2 separate regions of the Homo sapiens genome follow, and region 1 is linked to region 2. Evidence: chromatin loops called from intact Hi-C (ENCODE). Cell type or tissue: PC-9. All regions are shown on one strand.

Region 1 (8,000 bases), 72 kb after region 2:
CATTCCTATCAGCAATGCCCACAATGCCAAGTCACTTATTCTAAGCGACGGCATTGGAATTCCGTCAGAAATGCATATGCAACATGAGGCAGGAGCGTCAGCGAAGGGACTTTCAGGGACAGCAGACAGGTCTGTGGTGATGAGGAAAGTCTTTGGTCATTGGAGTGAAGTCAAACCAGGGTTTGAAACTCTGCTGTGCCACCCAGAAAAATGTGGATGTTGGCAGCCGTAAAATGGCGTCAATACCCACAGACGTGTGCTGGGGACATTCCCAGGAGGCACCAGGAAGACACCTGGTTCATTCCCTCCCACACATTTCTCCTTCTAGGCGAGAGGAAAAGATGAAAGTGAATCCCTTCCTTCTTTCTCACCACTCCAAGACTTAGACACAAAGTTTACACTTTAGGTAAAGACCATAATTTTGTTTTAAACTTTGCCACCAAAAACTATTTTCTTATAGTCATGTTCACTATCAATCACTAAGGGAGTAAAGTATTCTATTGTGAACAGAGCACCGCAAAACGTTTTACAACTGTGGCAGACATTACCAGGGATCACCAATATTTGGTTCTCCTCTCCCTTTGGAGGAGGGGTTACACATCCCAGCCCCCTTGCAGTTAGGGCCACAGGATTAGTTCTGGCCAATGTGTGGAGCAGAAGTGCAGTACATTCCTTCTAGGCCCAAGCAGAGAAGAGTGAGTTTGAGAACCCATGCCCATTCTTCCCCTGCCTTGGCAAGCGAGTGAGGCTGCCTGTCTGCAGTGGGGCACAGTCTCCCACAAACCAGACTGTACATGTCACGTAAGTGGGAAATAAACCCGGTTATTGTAAAGCCAAGTTACAAATCAATGAAAACAAGCTGCCATTTCAAAATCAGATTACCAAACAATATTTAAGGATCACTAACTTATTCTTTCTGGGGAAAAAAGCTGAACCAAACTCAACTCTAGTATGAATTTTACACACATTCTGGGAAGACACGCTTCAACATGCCCTGACGTGCCTTCTCAAGGACAGACAGGATCTTGATATGCACTAGGATCTGGGACTTTGAAAATTCCACAGAGATTTGTCTTTATAAACATCTTTTAAGTTTCATCTTAAATTTGTCAGTCTGCAAGCTTCTCAAGCCCAGGGTGTGAGACTATGCACCCCAGGTGCATCCAGCTGATCCTGAGGTGATGGGCCAGCACTCTGCCTCTCTGTAATGTCCTGCTAGAAAATCTCAAGCTTTTTTATTAATATAAGCAGAAAGAATCGTTTCAAAACAGAACTGCCACTGTCATACTTTGGTGGAGCAGACATTCCCAAAAGATCTAGGAGTGACATGTGATGACTATAAAGGGAATAGAAATGAGTTTGATCCAATGGCAGAAATTCCCAGTGAATGCATTTTAGAAACTTTTCTTCTGAAACAAACAGTTTCAGCACTTGAGTTATTTCTTTGCTTTGTCTACTCAACTGCTCATCACAATGAATTGGTCCATGATCACATTCTGTGCAAGTTTCCTCAAAAAGCGTTTCTAAAAGAGAAGCAAATCTTGCAAATGAAACAGTCTCATGGAAGCACAGTAGCAGTAGATGGATTTATGGTTTTCGGAATGGCAATCAAAAATGATTGTTTTTAAATGGCAATATGTTTTCCAAGTGCCCATTACTTTTAAAGCCCACCTTCGGGGAGGCCACAGAATGATTAGCAGCCATAAATGCTGCCATGTGAAAGCAGCAGAGGACACAGTTACTAGAGCACAATTTTGATTTGGAATTAAAACTGCCCTTGTTCAAGAAAATCCTCACAGAAACTGAAACCAGGGAAACAGTGAAAAGGAAAAATCGCCCATATATGGCAATCAGTTTTGACACGAGGCTCATCAATAGCCCAGTCTTTCCAAGGCACATCATTATCTATCTGATCTGCCAAATCTGATACTTAACAACATTGTCTTCAGAACAGTTGACATAGCCTGGAAAAGTCTATCTTGTAAATCACAAAGATGACAGGTTTCACAGATCTGATCAGTGATAAAAAGAAGGGAGGCATAAAAGAGCAGATGCCAGTATACTTGCTGGCACAATGAACTGAATGAACTATATGTATTTCAAGGAAGAAAAAACCCCTCTACATCCCAATTTTTATTGAGGCCCAGTAAGAAACCACTGACTTAACCTATTTATCTCAGCTCCTAATTAAACCGAGTTTTTGAAAGGTAAAGACAAATGACCAGGGAGATAGCATGATTTTGTGGTATCAAAAAGTGGTGGGGAAAGCTGAATCAGGTCAGCTGGGCAGGCATGCTGCAGCTTCTTCCACCTACCCTAAATCCACAGAAATAACAAAAAGAAAAGAGATTTTTAAAAAGAAAAGGAATCCACAACTATACTGCAAAATAAGTACATTCTGTGAACTAGAAACTACAAGGAATCCCTGAAAGCAAGAGTGAGTAGCTGGATGGAGGGAAACCACAGCTTGAAATACTCAAGGAGAGGACTTGCTAAATATGAAACTAGGGGCATCCTAAGCTCAGAGGTAGCTGATGCTGGGAGCTGGAAATGCCAAGGGCAACTGACCTTATGGGTTCAACCAGGCTTCTGTGAAAGCAGCCAGTCTGGCCAACCCTTCTACACTTCTCCTACTTGCCAACCTTTGACCAGGCAGAGACAGCATGGTATCTACCCCATGATGTAAGTGTTAAGTGTGGACAGTCTCAAGAAGCATGGCGATGTGCCCAAGGCAAACCAGGGGCACTCACATCTGGAGATCAGCTGGTGGCAGGCTCATCCCACCCTTCCCTGCAATGGCTCTTTAGAAGTGCTTCGAACTTTAGAAGAGCAATTAATGTCCTTAGAAAAAATACAAGAAGGGCAATATACTTCCATTTCAAAGTACAGTAATCTTAGAAATTAAAATTGCTATCAATAAAATTAAAAACTCAACTGATGGGCTGAATGGATGGATACAGCTGAAGAGCAACTCGCTGAGCTGGAACAACAGTTATGTAATTCTTCTAGAAGGTAACACAACAAAGAAAAGCTAAGGGCTATATAAAAAAACAGAAACAGAAGGTCAAATATGTCTAGAATAGAGGACTTTTAGAAGAAAAGAAAAGAGAAAGTGAAAAAAGGAACACTAACAGCAAATATAGAAGTAAATTTCCCAGAATTCAAAAGATATATCTGACTGAACATGATTAACAGAAAAAGACTCACTCCTAAACATATTGTAGTAAAATCTCAGAACACCTAGGATGATAAATATCTAAAAAATAAATAAATACTCAAGCCTGTAATTCCAGCACTTTGGGAGGCTGAGGCGGGTGGATCACCTGAGGTCAGGAGTTCAAGACCAGCCTAGCCAACATGGTAAAACTCCGTCTCTACTAAAAATACAAAACTTAGCCGGGCGTGGTGGTGAGTGCCTGTAATCCCGGCTACTGGGGGGGCTGAGGCAGGAGAATTGCTTGAACCCGGGAGGTGGAGGTTGCAGTGAGCCGAGATCGTGCCACTGCACTCCAGCCTGGGTGACAGAGTAAGACCTTGTCTCGAAAAAAATAAATAAAAATAAAAATAAATAAATAAAAGAGGGGGGAAAGGGATTCTAATTAAAATCCCAATACAGTCAAGGCACTGAGATAAGTACCTGCTCAAATGGTCAAAAAGAGTATAGATGACACCCTTCCTTCCCACCTGACCTTTGAGATCACTCCAGGTAACATCAATACCAACATCAAAATCTGTTCACCCACGCATTGGACCTCTACTCCGCTGCTGTTCATTTCTACTCACTTCAGTGAACTATGTAAATACAGTTGTTTAGAACACTCCTTGGACTTTATCAAGATCTGGAAATGATCCACTACATTCCTCTCTGATTACAAACCCCAAACCTACCAACCTTACCCTTAAACTGGATTTTTAATCTCAACACTTGCAGTCATTTGACTTCATCCTATTTCCTCATGCCATCAGGTCAGCACTGCTGATTCAACTTCCTTTCCCAATTTGCCTGGATCCCATGAAAACGTCTGCAGATATTTCACTGGGAGTCTCTATTCATTTTTCACATATCCTTGTGCCATGCCTACCAGTGAATTCTCAGCTACAATCAATGTATTTCATCATGACAAGTCTACACTCCTGGGCTGCTGAGCCCACTAAGACATGGCGTTAACAATGTCAATTGGCTCTACTGCAAATATCTGACCTCTATCCTCACATGGATCCTTGATGGCCTCAAAACTGTCTGGCAAGTCTTTCTTCATCTTTAGTCAGTTACTATGTCCATTCTTCATAGATATTGTCCAAACATCCATCATTCTTTCAAAGTTCCCTAGTTGCCCCAGATCCCCTCACTCCCAATAAAAGACTCAGTATATAATCAGGCTTTTCTTTATTTTGTGAGCTATTTTATTAGTATACAGGGAGATATTTTATATGTTAAGAGACAGCAGTTAGAAAAACATTTTCAATGTAAAACAACACCTTCTCCTTTATCATCAAGATTAATTCATCCTTCCAATTGTACTTCATTGTACCAGTTACTCTGCCTGAAACTTCCTCCTACCCTGGTTTCATCCCATCACTCTTCTGGTTTTCCTCTTACTCTTTTTTTTTAATTTTTATTTATTTATTTATTTATTTATTTTTGAGACTAAGTCTCACTCTGTCTCCAGGCTGGAGTGCAGTGGCACGATCTCGGCTCACTGAAACCTCTGTCTCCCGGGTTCAAGTGATTCTCCTGCCTCAGCCTCCCGAGTAGCTGGGACTACAGGTGCCTGCCACCACACCCAGCTAATTTTTGTATTTTTAGTAGAGACACGGTTTCACAATGTTGGCCAGGATGGTCTCGATCTCTTGACCTCATGATCCACCTGCCTCAGCCTCCCAAAGTGCTGGGATGACAGGTGTGAGCTTTCCTCCTACTCTTGATCGTTCTTCTCTTTTCACCATAACATGCTCCCTATGTGATTTCATCCACTCCTAAGGCATCATTTATTACGGTCACATGCTGATGACTCCACATTTACATCCTACATCCCAGACTCAAATATCCAAGTGTTTATGATACCTTTATCAGATGTGCCCTACATAACTCAACCTCAACATATCAAACCAAACTTGTTAACTTTACCCCTTCACCTGCTTCTCTACATTCTCTTTTGGTTTATGGAAATATCATCCATCTAGTTTCTCAAGATAAAAAAATGAACTTACCATTGACTCTTCCTCATCTTTAACCTTCACACCCAAGTCACCAAGTTCAGGTGATTTTATTCCAAAATGTGCCCCTCATTCTTCATTTCCAATGTTACTACCCATCTCATCTCTCTCACCTGGACGCTACCCCTTATTTTATGCATAACTACACCAGTGAGTGGCAACCTGGGTTGCACATCAGAATCACCTGGGGAACTTTTAAAAATCCTAATGCTCAGGGCATACCCCAAACTAATTGTATCAGAGTCTCTGGGGGTGGAACCCAGACACCAGAATTTTCTATAGGTCCCCATGTGATTCCAATATGCAGGCACATTTAAGAATTTTCCAGAATTGAAAACATGAGCCCACAGATTGAAAGTACATACCAAATACCAAGCAAAAAAAAAAAATAACAAATCTACAACTAGTCAAATCATAATGAAGCTGAAAAATGTTAGAGGATAGAGAGAAAATCATGCAAATATCCTAGAGTGAAAAGATAGATTATCTACAAAGGAAAGAAAATTACGGTAATGGCAGACTTATCTGTAACATTAGGTGACAGAAGACAATGAGTTAAAAATCTTCAAAGTGCTGAGGGAGGGAAAAAAACTATGAACATAGAATCCTACAGCCTGCTAAATTATTCTTCAGAATGAAACAGACCTTTTCAGACACACAAAGCTAAGACTCTACTACTCAGACCATCACTGGAAGAATTACCTTACACAGAATATACTTCATTATAAAGGTAACTGAGCCAATAGGATTACAGAAGTATTTATTGGTATTAACCAAGTCTGACTTCTACCTGGAAAATACAAGATGTATGAAACATATGCATCATTGAGAGGTCCCAATGGCCTTAAAGAAGGTAAAACAGCTCAGTGCAAATAAATAAATTTTACATTAAAAGTTTTAGCAGGGCTCTGGCTAATTTGAATTGTTTTCTTGCACTTTTGTAGAATTTATCCCCAGTTTTCAACTGTGCAAATTTCCATAACTTGAAATAATAAAAGAAAGCACTGCCAATCTAGCAATGTTAAAAAATGTTTCCCATTTTCTTTCATTGAAAAAAATAGGTTCTATACATTTATATATTTATCAAAATTTCAAAACAATTTTATTTTTTGCTATAATTATCTTATTTTCTAGAGGACCTGAAAATAATTTAAGAACACCAACGATAATCATTCAGTCTCACCGATACCACACACAGTTGACCCTTGAACAGCATGGTTTTCAGCTGTGTGGGCCCACTAATAATGCACATCTTCTTCCACCCCCGCAACAGCAAGACCAACCCCTCCTCCTCCTCCTCCTCAGCCTACTACTCAGCATGAAGATAGCATGAGTGAAGACTTTTAGGATGGTCCACTTCCACTGAATGAAGAGTAAACACATTTTCTTTTCCTTAGCTTACACTATTGTAAGAAAACAGTATATAATACATATACCATACACAATATGTGTTCATCAACTGTTTCTTATTGGTAAGGCTTCCCATCAAGAGTAGGCTATTAGTAGTTAAGTTTTGGAGGAGTCAAAAGTTATACATGGATTTTCAACTATGTTGGGGAGTGGTGCCCCTAACTCCTGTTGTTCAAGGGTCAACTATATTTAGTTTCTTTTCATCGTTTCTTGGTAACTTCAACCACATATGTTAATTTCATTAGATTAATCCACAGTACCATATTCTAAGACTTACCACAAAGAAGAAAAACAGACTCTTAACCCAGATGATAATTACATATTTAATACGTGTTGCTTTTAACAGCAATTTTTAAAGTAAACACATCATAGACCTTATAACTTATTAAAGATTTTATAGTGCTTACAAAGTTGATTCTAAAAAATATACCTTATTTGTTCTAAATGAATAACATTATCTGGAAGATATAATAATAAATTATAGTAGTATGTTTTCCACCACGATAGTTAAGATTGTGTACACATATTCAATATGAAATCCTCTTAGGATTTTCACACCTTCAGCCTGAAAACATAAAAGCAGATTAAAGTTTGGCATACAAGATCTCAGTCTGATAGTAATTGCTTTAAAACTCAAAGTGTAAAAATATCTACTTGACATTCTAGGAAAGCATGGCCACATGCACAGACACATTCTCTCACTCACTCCAACACACACGTGTGCACACATACTCACACCCCAGAGTACTCAGAAGATCTTGCCCTTGTGGATCAGACAACTGCCACCAATTTCAAAAACTAATGGAAAAAATTAGCTAAGAATATGTTTAAACCATACTTAAGAGGTGCTGGTTGCCATTAAGATCTTTAACATGCAGAGAATGCCATCTCAATACACTCTTAAACAGACTTGAACTATTCACTAATGGATACACGAATACATGAGAAATTATGTATTCATCCACCCCCAAGACTGCATGTAAGATGAAAAACCTAGGCATTCCACCAACGAGTCATATGACTGAACCCAGCTAAAGCTACAGTGGTTTGCTTCACAGAACCCAATAGAAGACAGAACCCAACAGATTTAGAAACCTCATTGTGATCTGTTTGGAGTTTCCTATATGCTCCATGTGCAAAAGCAATGAGATTCTGTATTGCAGATGACAGCTAATATCACTTTGCACTTTTGTGACACTGCAAGAGGTCACTGTATTTCCAAAACATGTATTTATTCTAATTAAATCCTCTAATGTTCCTTACTTTTAATTATATATACTGTTCCAAATTTAGAACCAAAACAATTTAATGCTGATAACCTCTTCTGCTCATCACATATACTTCCAGTAAAACCTGTCAAAACAGAAAATTAC
Region 2 (8,000 bases):
CTGAAATGAGGAGACTCTGCCTACTTCCTGGAGATTTGTGAGGAACAAAGAACTTTTGCACAGTACCTGATGTAGTAGGCACTTAATAAAAGAAGCTGGACAGATGATTGCCTTTCTCCACAATCACCTCAAGGGAAATACTAAAGCAGAAAAGTCATTCTATGGGGGCAGCTTCAGGGCAAATGAGGAAGGAGGCACTCTTCCCTTCTACTGCCTTGAAGGTAGCAACCACTGCCAAATGACTGCATGTCCATGGGGGTGCAGGCAGCTATGTCGCACTGGGTGGCAGCTACCCACATCCCACTGAGGCTCAGTGGGAAATAGCTACATGACCGAGGAGGAGCTTGATGGCAGGGACTTCTTTAAAAGCAGAAGCCTGGTCCACTTCAAGGAGCAAGTGGCCAGTGCCCAGGCAGCCCATGTCTGCATCCTTGGCTACTCTACAGCATAACTCATACAGCTATGGAGTGCGCCCTACGCACAGGCCCTGAACCAAGGGAGCAAATGAGGGCCAAAGCCCAGCCCATCCTCCATGCAGCTAGCCAGACTCCCTGGCTGGAGGAAGGAGGTGCCTCTCGAATTTTTATAAACCGCATAGGAACTAGTGGTGGCCAGGTGCTTCTTTGGAGTTTTTAAGACTGACTTTGAATCACAAAAAGAGTCTTTGCCTCCTTCCACCAACCTTACCAAGTCTCCCCTATTTGCTAGCCGACCAAGCCACAGTCCCTGCCTCGAGGGGCCCAGAGTCTGATGATGGGACAGACTTGGAAGTAAATGACTGCAGGACAGGATAACCCAGCTAGGACAAGTGCTTCTGGAGAGACAGAGGAGCAACTGCCCAGATCACAGGACCCATTATGGGCAGGGCGCAGAGGAGAAATCTTCATCAGAAAGATAAGGAAATGCAGCCAAATGAAAAGAGGGAATGAGAGGGAGCAAGAGGAAAGGAAATGCAGGGAAAGGAAGAAGAGAATAAAGAAATATTGCAAAAGATGAGATGAAAGTGAAAGAATGAAGAGGATCCCAGCCAGTATGAAGAAGCTTGTGAGTGTGTGTGTGTGTGTGTGTGTGTGTGTGCATGCGTGTGTGCACTTACACCAGACAGAGAAATATAGGGGTGGGGTACACTCTGCGCAAGGCATTGAGATGGTCACTTTATAGACCTTATCTCATTGAGTCCTTATAGCAATCTTGTGATCATTACTATTCCCATTTTACAGATAAGGAACTTAGATGGAAGCCAAAAGACCCAGCTGATATATGATGGAATCCACGCTGCCCCCAGTGTACCACAGGAGAGGCAGAGCTGTCCTTTGCTGCTGGTGACTCAGTCCCTCCAATGCCCCTCTTCGTCTTCCCCCTGTGTCAGGCTATTGGATCACTGCAGCACCCCCTGGAGCCCCGAAGCCATGGCCTCACCACCACAGTGACGATTTCAAATGCCAGCTCTGGCTGAGGCTAAGGTTGCTGGCATGAAATCAAGTCTGCCATTAGCACAATGTCCAGGGAACATTTGGGCAGCTATCTGTCCCTCTCAGCCCAGGTACATGGGGGTTATGTTGATTAAATAAATCTAATCATGGAAATAAACTGACCCAGGTGATGGGCACAGCACTCAGCTCCAAGTTACTGGTGATTGTCAGAAAATCCAATTAAGATAGAGCTGAGCCTACTGTGCTGCATACAGTTAATTGAGGGCAAGGGTAGGGGCTAAGGGGAAGCTAAGAAAGGAAATCATGTCTTAATATCCATTAAGTTAATCTCCCTCTTAAGCAGTGCCAGAGAGAGTCCAGGAAGAACCTAGAAGAGAATTTAATGGAAACTAGGTACCAGCCTGCTTTAACATTTTCTTGACATTCTGGCTGGGGGACATGTGACAGGCACAGGAGACAAGGACATGCAAGTCTATGTGTCATTTACGGAGCCACGGACTAGGACTGTGGAGGCCCAAGGTCAAATCTGTTCTGGGCTCCATCACCAATTAACCACTTGATATTTGACGCTGTCCTATCTGTGCCTTAATAAAATGGAGTGCTAGAACTGGACCAAAGCCACCTGGTGGCTCTGAAGACCTTCAGCAGGAGAGGGGGAGAAAATGAAAATACAGGAATTTGAGAAAAATCTACCAACGTTATCACAGTGAGCTTGTGTTTCGGCATTATGATACAGCACATAGAAAATGGGGGGTGGCTCAGGGCAGGGAGAGAATTTGTTTCTTTCCTTCGTCCATTTGAAACTTATTGAGCATCTATATGTTCCAGGTTACAGAAACAAATACTGCATGGTCCTCGACCCAGAGAAAATCTCTTATAGGCCATGGGAGGCTGAGAGGTGTCTGTTTTTCTTCCCAGTATATCCCCAACATTTAACAACAGGTTAATACTTAAATATAGTAGATTCTCAATAAATATGTGTTGATTAAATAAATAAACCAATTTAATTCAAGACAAGTAAACGGACACTTTCAAGGAAGCATTTTAAAGCTATAGGGGAGAGAAAAGTGGCCTGGGAACTCAAATATGCGGCCCTCACCCCTACTAGGGAAGCAGAAGGAGGGAGCATCCCGTCCAAAGCTTCCCAAGCGGCGCCGGACTGCGTGCTGCGGCTGTGGGGGTAGAAGTCTTCAGATAAAAGATGGGGAAAACAGACCAAAGCAAGTCTCGCTGGCCAGTGACACTCCAGGAGCATGGCCCATGGAAGGATCCAAGGCTGAGGGATCTGGGGTAGCCCCACAGAGATACTCTGCCAAAATCCAGTCACGAGAAGGAGGGAGGAGGCGAGGAACGAAAATGAGATTTGGTTTAGGCCGGAAGAACGGGCTGCGCCAACAACGAGAAAATAAAGTGGCGAGCTGGGAAGGGTGTAGCGCGGGCTAGAAGGGCGGGAAACTTGAGAACCACGGGCGCGGGAGCCTGGCGGGGACGCAAGCCCGGAACTGGCGGAGGGGTGGGCAGGCGCATGCGCGCGCGCAGCTGAAACGCCGGCTGATGAAACTGACAAAGGCGAGAGCGCGCAGCAGCCCACAGCAGCCGAGTTCGCGCCGCCGGTAGGTGCTGCCATGCCAGGGGGCGGGATCGTGGAGCGCCTCGCAGAACCGCACGAAAGCAAAAACAAAGCCATCTCTCCGGAGCAGAAATAGAACAGACGTGGCCGGGGAAAGCCAAATATTTGTGAGATGATGTGAACAAAGGGGGAAAAGTCAATCCAGGGAAGTTTGAGTTTCTGGTTGGAGGCTTCAGCGGCTCTGATCGCTGGATACTTTAAGAGAACATCCTTTGCCCCCGCTCTCCCTCTCTCCCCGAAGAAAAATAAATCCTTGGCAAAATGAGACTTGACGGCATGAAAAGAAGGTCTCCAGACTGTCCCAGCTGGCGCGGGCGGGGCCGGGGCCGAGGTGCCGCTTGGTGACACTGCAGCCGCGGCTCAGCACTGTCACCCAGAAAGGCCCGCCGACGTCTGTATGCAGGGAACGTGGCTCTTAGCAGAGCCTGGACAGGCGCAGGGCCAAGGAAGTCTTTGTTTTTGTTTCTTTCTCTAGCCCTTCCTGCCAATACATCAGGGATATAACTCCTTGGTGTTTCTGCCTTACAATCGCTCCTTATACCCCACCCAGATCCTCAGCACTGCAGCTCCCACTGCCACTGCCCGCTGTGAGTCACCTCCCCCTCTCCCTTTTTTAAACCAAACGGCAAGGCCATATTGCAGTTATCCATAAATGGAAAAGCAAGAAGCCACCAATACCTGTTTGAGAAGATGGCATTTTAATTAGCACACTCCGGCTGCCATAAACCCGGGCTCCTGCCCCACCTCTCCCCCCGCCCCCTCCTCCCCCCTCCCCCGCCGTGCCCTCTCTCAACCTCCCCGCTCACCCCCATCTATGTAAAAAAGCCATAAAGCCTCTCTCCAATCGCTTTCTCGGAGGGAGTTTTTGCAACCCCCACAACACAGGTTGATTGGAAAGGTCTCTCTCCCGGATAACAACAATTCAATGTGCCTTGACATTTTAATAGCCTGCCGTCCTGGTGAACACAATCGAGCAAGGCAGTGAAGCAAACATCATTAGGTAAGCAAGATAATCTAAGCGGAATCTGCCGCCTGCAGGCTCACATCTGGGGGCAGGTTGCACAGCTGGGCCGTCCACAAAGCTGGGCTCCTCCTGTCCTGCAGCGCCTTTGTATATGAATACCAATATATACACTTGTTTAGCTAGAGACACACACTTACAGGTTTTGGTAGATAAATACAGTCAGGCAAGTGTACCGACCACTGACGCCCCAACATGAAATAGCGTTAAGAGTACACAAATTTACCATGAATCAAAATATCCACCATCCCACCGAAGCTCCACCAAGATAAACGTACGGCTCTAAGCGCGGGTTTGCTATATCAAAGAGAACAAGGCAAATACTTGTTGGGATTCCTAATACCAACCATGTAAAGGCTTTTGATGCATATATATATGCCCCCTGAGTGCCCTAGGCTGGTATTCTCCTGCGTGCCGTTGTCCAACTTGGCTCTGGTCATATGGCTTTTGGGCTTGAAATGGTGCGACCTACCTTATTTTCTATTGTTATCTAAAGGAATGCATATATATGCGTTCATTTATGTAAATATTTTGAATATAATGCCATGGCTAGACATATAATTTAAGCATAATATATAACATAAAATATTTATACTTATGTTTGCAGGGAACTGCTATTAATGCTTCACATCTAATAACTCATTTAATCCTCAAATTGTAGGTACTGTTATTATCCCCACTTTACAGATGAGATAACTGAGGCACAAAAGTTTGAAGCAGCTTGCCCAAAGTCATCTTCTAATAAGTGGTGGAGCCAGGATTTGAATCCAAGCAGTCTGGCTCTAGAGTCCAGTGTATTATCCATTAAGTTATGCTGTTTCATAAAAAGTAAAGCACACAAGTAGATATAAAATGTGTTGCATGTCTTCATAAGGTCAGTGCATTCTATTATGAATTTATATATTTATGTACATGCATAACACACACATGTTCGTGTGAACTGTCAAAAGGTGCAAGGAAGTATGTCTGACTTCTTTTTAACATAAACACCTGCCTGCACTTGTATATTCAGCCATATTCATGTATTGAGCATCTTGTGAGTCCCTAAGCCATGTGCTGGGGTACTGAGGATACAATAATTAATTAGACACAATGGCCACCCTCAAGAACTCATCACCTATGGGGGAGTCAAACAAGTAAATAGATGCTTAACCTTGAGGGTGATAGGTTAGAGGCTGACACAGAGCTGCAGAGACTAGGATGGCCCCTTCCCCCACCCATCCCCACCCTCCTGACATATCTTGCACCAGAATCTTCCAGGGAAGCCACACACTTATTCCCATGAGGTTGTCATCACTCAGAACATGTTGAGGGTTCCCTTTGGGAATTGCCTTCTAAACCATTTTATAAGCTGCCCAAGAAAATGATTCTTGTTATTTAATAATTACATATAATATGCACACTCACACCCCTTTCTTAGGAAGGAGGCAGAAGTGACATCACAAAACCCAGGGACCAACAGATGATAGAAAATTCTCCTGTTGGAGTCCAACCCTCCCCAGCTGGTCCATGCCCCTCCCTCTCCTGCACACAAGTCCCCCAGCATAGATCCCGTTCCCTGGATGCTGACTTGGCAAGCTATTCACTTTATGAATATGACCCTCAGAGGGGAGAGCCCCTCTCAGCAGCCCCCGAACTATGTTATCACCATTATTAAGGAGCTTAAAGAGGAGCTGGGAGGACAAGACACCGCTGGAATTGCAGCCTGATTGTGATTGATGTGTTCCTATTAGCGCCTCAGTGTTATCTCTCTGGATAGCAACAACAGCCAGTGGCTTGTAACACAACAGATTACCTGAGTTCTCAGCCTTAGAAGGATGTTTAAATAAAATATAGTCGCTCTTAGCAAGAGGCTCATTTTCTCCACGAGGCTCCCGGACTATTTCATGTCAGCTCTGATTCGCTGCGACTCTCCTCAGTAAACATGTCTTATCATTAATAATTCTTTACAAGCACAATCTCCAAGAGTCCTCTCTCTCTCCCTCTTTCTCTAGGTGGCTGGACTCAGACACATCACGCTCCAGTTTGGGTTCCAAGGTGCTTCTCTCTGGATTTTCACCTGCCTTGCCAAAAATGATTGATTACGCTGGGCCAACTGGGTGTCCGGCAATACCCAACAAATGACTTTGGCCCCTAACAGCAGGTCTTGGCCAGACAGAAATCAATATTTCACCATTAAAATCTATCAAAGAAGAGTTAAGGCACCATCTGTCCCTGCCGCCTCTCTATGGTGTGTGAACATTAAATCCGACACTTGTACTACATGGGTAATCAATATATAGTGGTTCACAGATCATTTGTGGTTCCCTTTTAGCAGTGATGGATGTCTGGAATCGTTGTGATTCATTTTGTCAGACCATTAAACAAGATTCTGTCCAGTTCCTTCCTGATTTCATTTAGAGGATCATTCTTCACAGTTCATAAGAGGGAAACGGTTTTACCAATCTGCTTCTATTTCAATAAGTCACTTTATAGAGATTTTGTGTCCTCCAGACTGTAAAAATTCTGGAGAGATAGTACAAACAGACCTCTAAAACTATTCACTGCATGACATATGCATAAAGTGTGAAGAGAGGAATGTAAATATGTTTACCTCTTTATCTGCAAATGTTGGTTTTAACCCCCTCCTAGCTGGAGAGCTGGCCAGGGTACTCCAGGCATCGGCCTGCTATAGCAAGAGGCAGCTAAAGTTTGGTAACTGGAGGCTAATTTACAGGGATGACGAAAATCCCCTGACTCCTCATGAGCATGGTGGAAAGCAAATGGGAATGGCTCTTCCAGGGGCCACATTTTAGAGACTTTCATTTCTATAGTCAAGATGTCCTTGCCCCTCATGCAAATGGTTGGCAAAAGCCTCTGCACTCCCAGGCAGCATGCTGACCCAAGAGAAGCAAGACTGACCTTGCCCTTGAGGGCAGGAGTGTGGATGACCAGGAAGGTCTTGCATGCCAATATGGCTACCATCTGTGAAGCACCAACCTATGTCAGGCCCCATACTTGCACAATTCTTGCCCTTAACAATCCTGAGAGATAGGTACTATTATCTCCACTTTCCAGTAAGGAAACTGAGACTCAAAAAAGTTAAATAACCTGCCTAAGATTATTCTAGTCAGGGAAAGTAAGAGTCAGGACACAAACTTAGGCCTGTCTGATGCCAGCCTCCACATTGAACTGTAGTCAGATCTCAGCTGGTGGCCATTAATCTGCAGATGATTTTGTTTCAACCCAAGTGAATTTCCTTTAATGCTCCTGGATGTCTTACTTGCATCAACCAACTATGGTGTTACTAGGAAACAGAATTTTATTCTATCCTTATTTTAAGTAAATCTACAGTAAGATCACTAAATTATGCACTCCAAAACGAAACACTGGATTTTAAACTATTTTCTGTTTTGGGATTATTGGGCAATTACTTCACTGTTGCTGATATTAGTGTAGATAAGTAGATGTCGATTTAACTATTAACATAAGTACATATACATATACGTACAGACTTACACACATAATTTATATATAATTATTGTATGTCACATAAATATATATAACTTAAAAGATCTTAGAGATAATTTAGCTTTTCCTTTTTTTCTATGCTTTTAAAATAAAGCAATGGAGGCTCAGCAGGACTAAAAAGCTGGTCCAGGGACAAGAATCTTGTTTTCTGATTCCCAAGTCAAAATGCTTTACCAAAGAATTATAAGTAATAGAACATTACACAATTATGATTTTTTTGGTTTCATATTTGTTGAGGGGATGAGTGGAGAGAGTTGTATTCATTTTGCAGTTTACAGAACAGGAAAACGGCCAGTGCATTCTTACTTCCATTTCAGTTCACTGACTACTATGCCATCCTGCCTGGAGATGGGCGTTCCTTTAGATAACAATAGAAAATAAGGTAGGTCGCACCACTTCAAGCCCA

Evidence for each region. Peaks named below come from ENCODE experiments on the same cell type or tissue, not always from the same donor. Only the 100,000 strongest peaks of a DNase experiment are listed, where the experiment ranks them.
Region 1: it touches region 2 in a loop (5-fold over the local background); 11 of 110 quality-filtered maps call a loop at or near these places.

Annotation. Positions count from the first base shown.
Region 1 is chr2:118,108,958-118,116,957 of GRCh38, reverse strand. It overlaps INSIG2 (insulin induced gene 2), which reads right to left. Exons shown (of 6, transcript NM_016133.4): 6 at 5,961-8,000. Among named protein-coding and RNA genes, the nearest start is that of INSIG2, 24 kb to the right of the region's middle. RefSeq lists an enhancer at 10-1,209. In PC-9, no CTCF peak of the experiment used is centred here; a DNase peak (open chromatin) is centred at 3,887; H3K4me3 peaks cover 851 bases; H3K27ac peaks cover 4,971 bases.
Region 2 is chr2:118,181,401-118,189,400 of GRCh38, reverse strand. It overlaps THORLNC (testis associated oncogenic lncRNA), which reads left to right and starts at 3,015. Exons shown (of 3, transcript NR_144530.1): 1 at 3,015-3,170; 2 at 4,011-4,063; 3 at 6,079-6,479. It overlaps LOC105373578 (a long non-coding RNA gene), which reads left to right. Exons shown (of 5, transcript XR_923249.3): 5 at 1,221-1,428. RefSeq lists enhancers at 2,661-2,710, 2,851-3,030. In PC-9, a CTCF peak has its summit at 3,316; DNase peaks (open chromatin) are centred at 3,010 and 3,550; H3K4me3 peaks cover 2,215 bases; H3K27ac peaks cover 2,111 bases.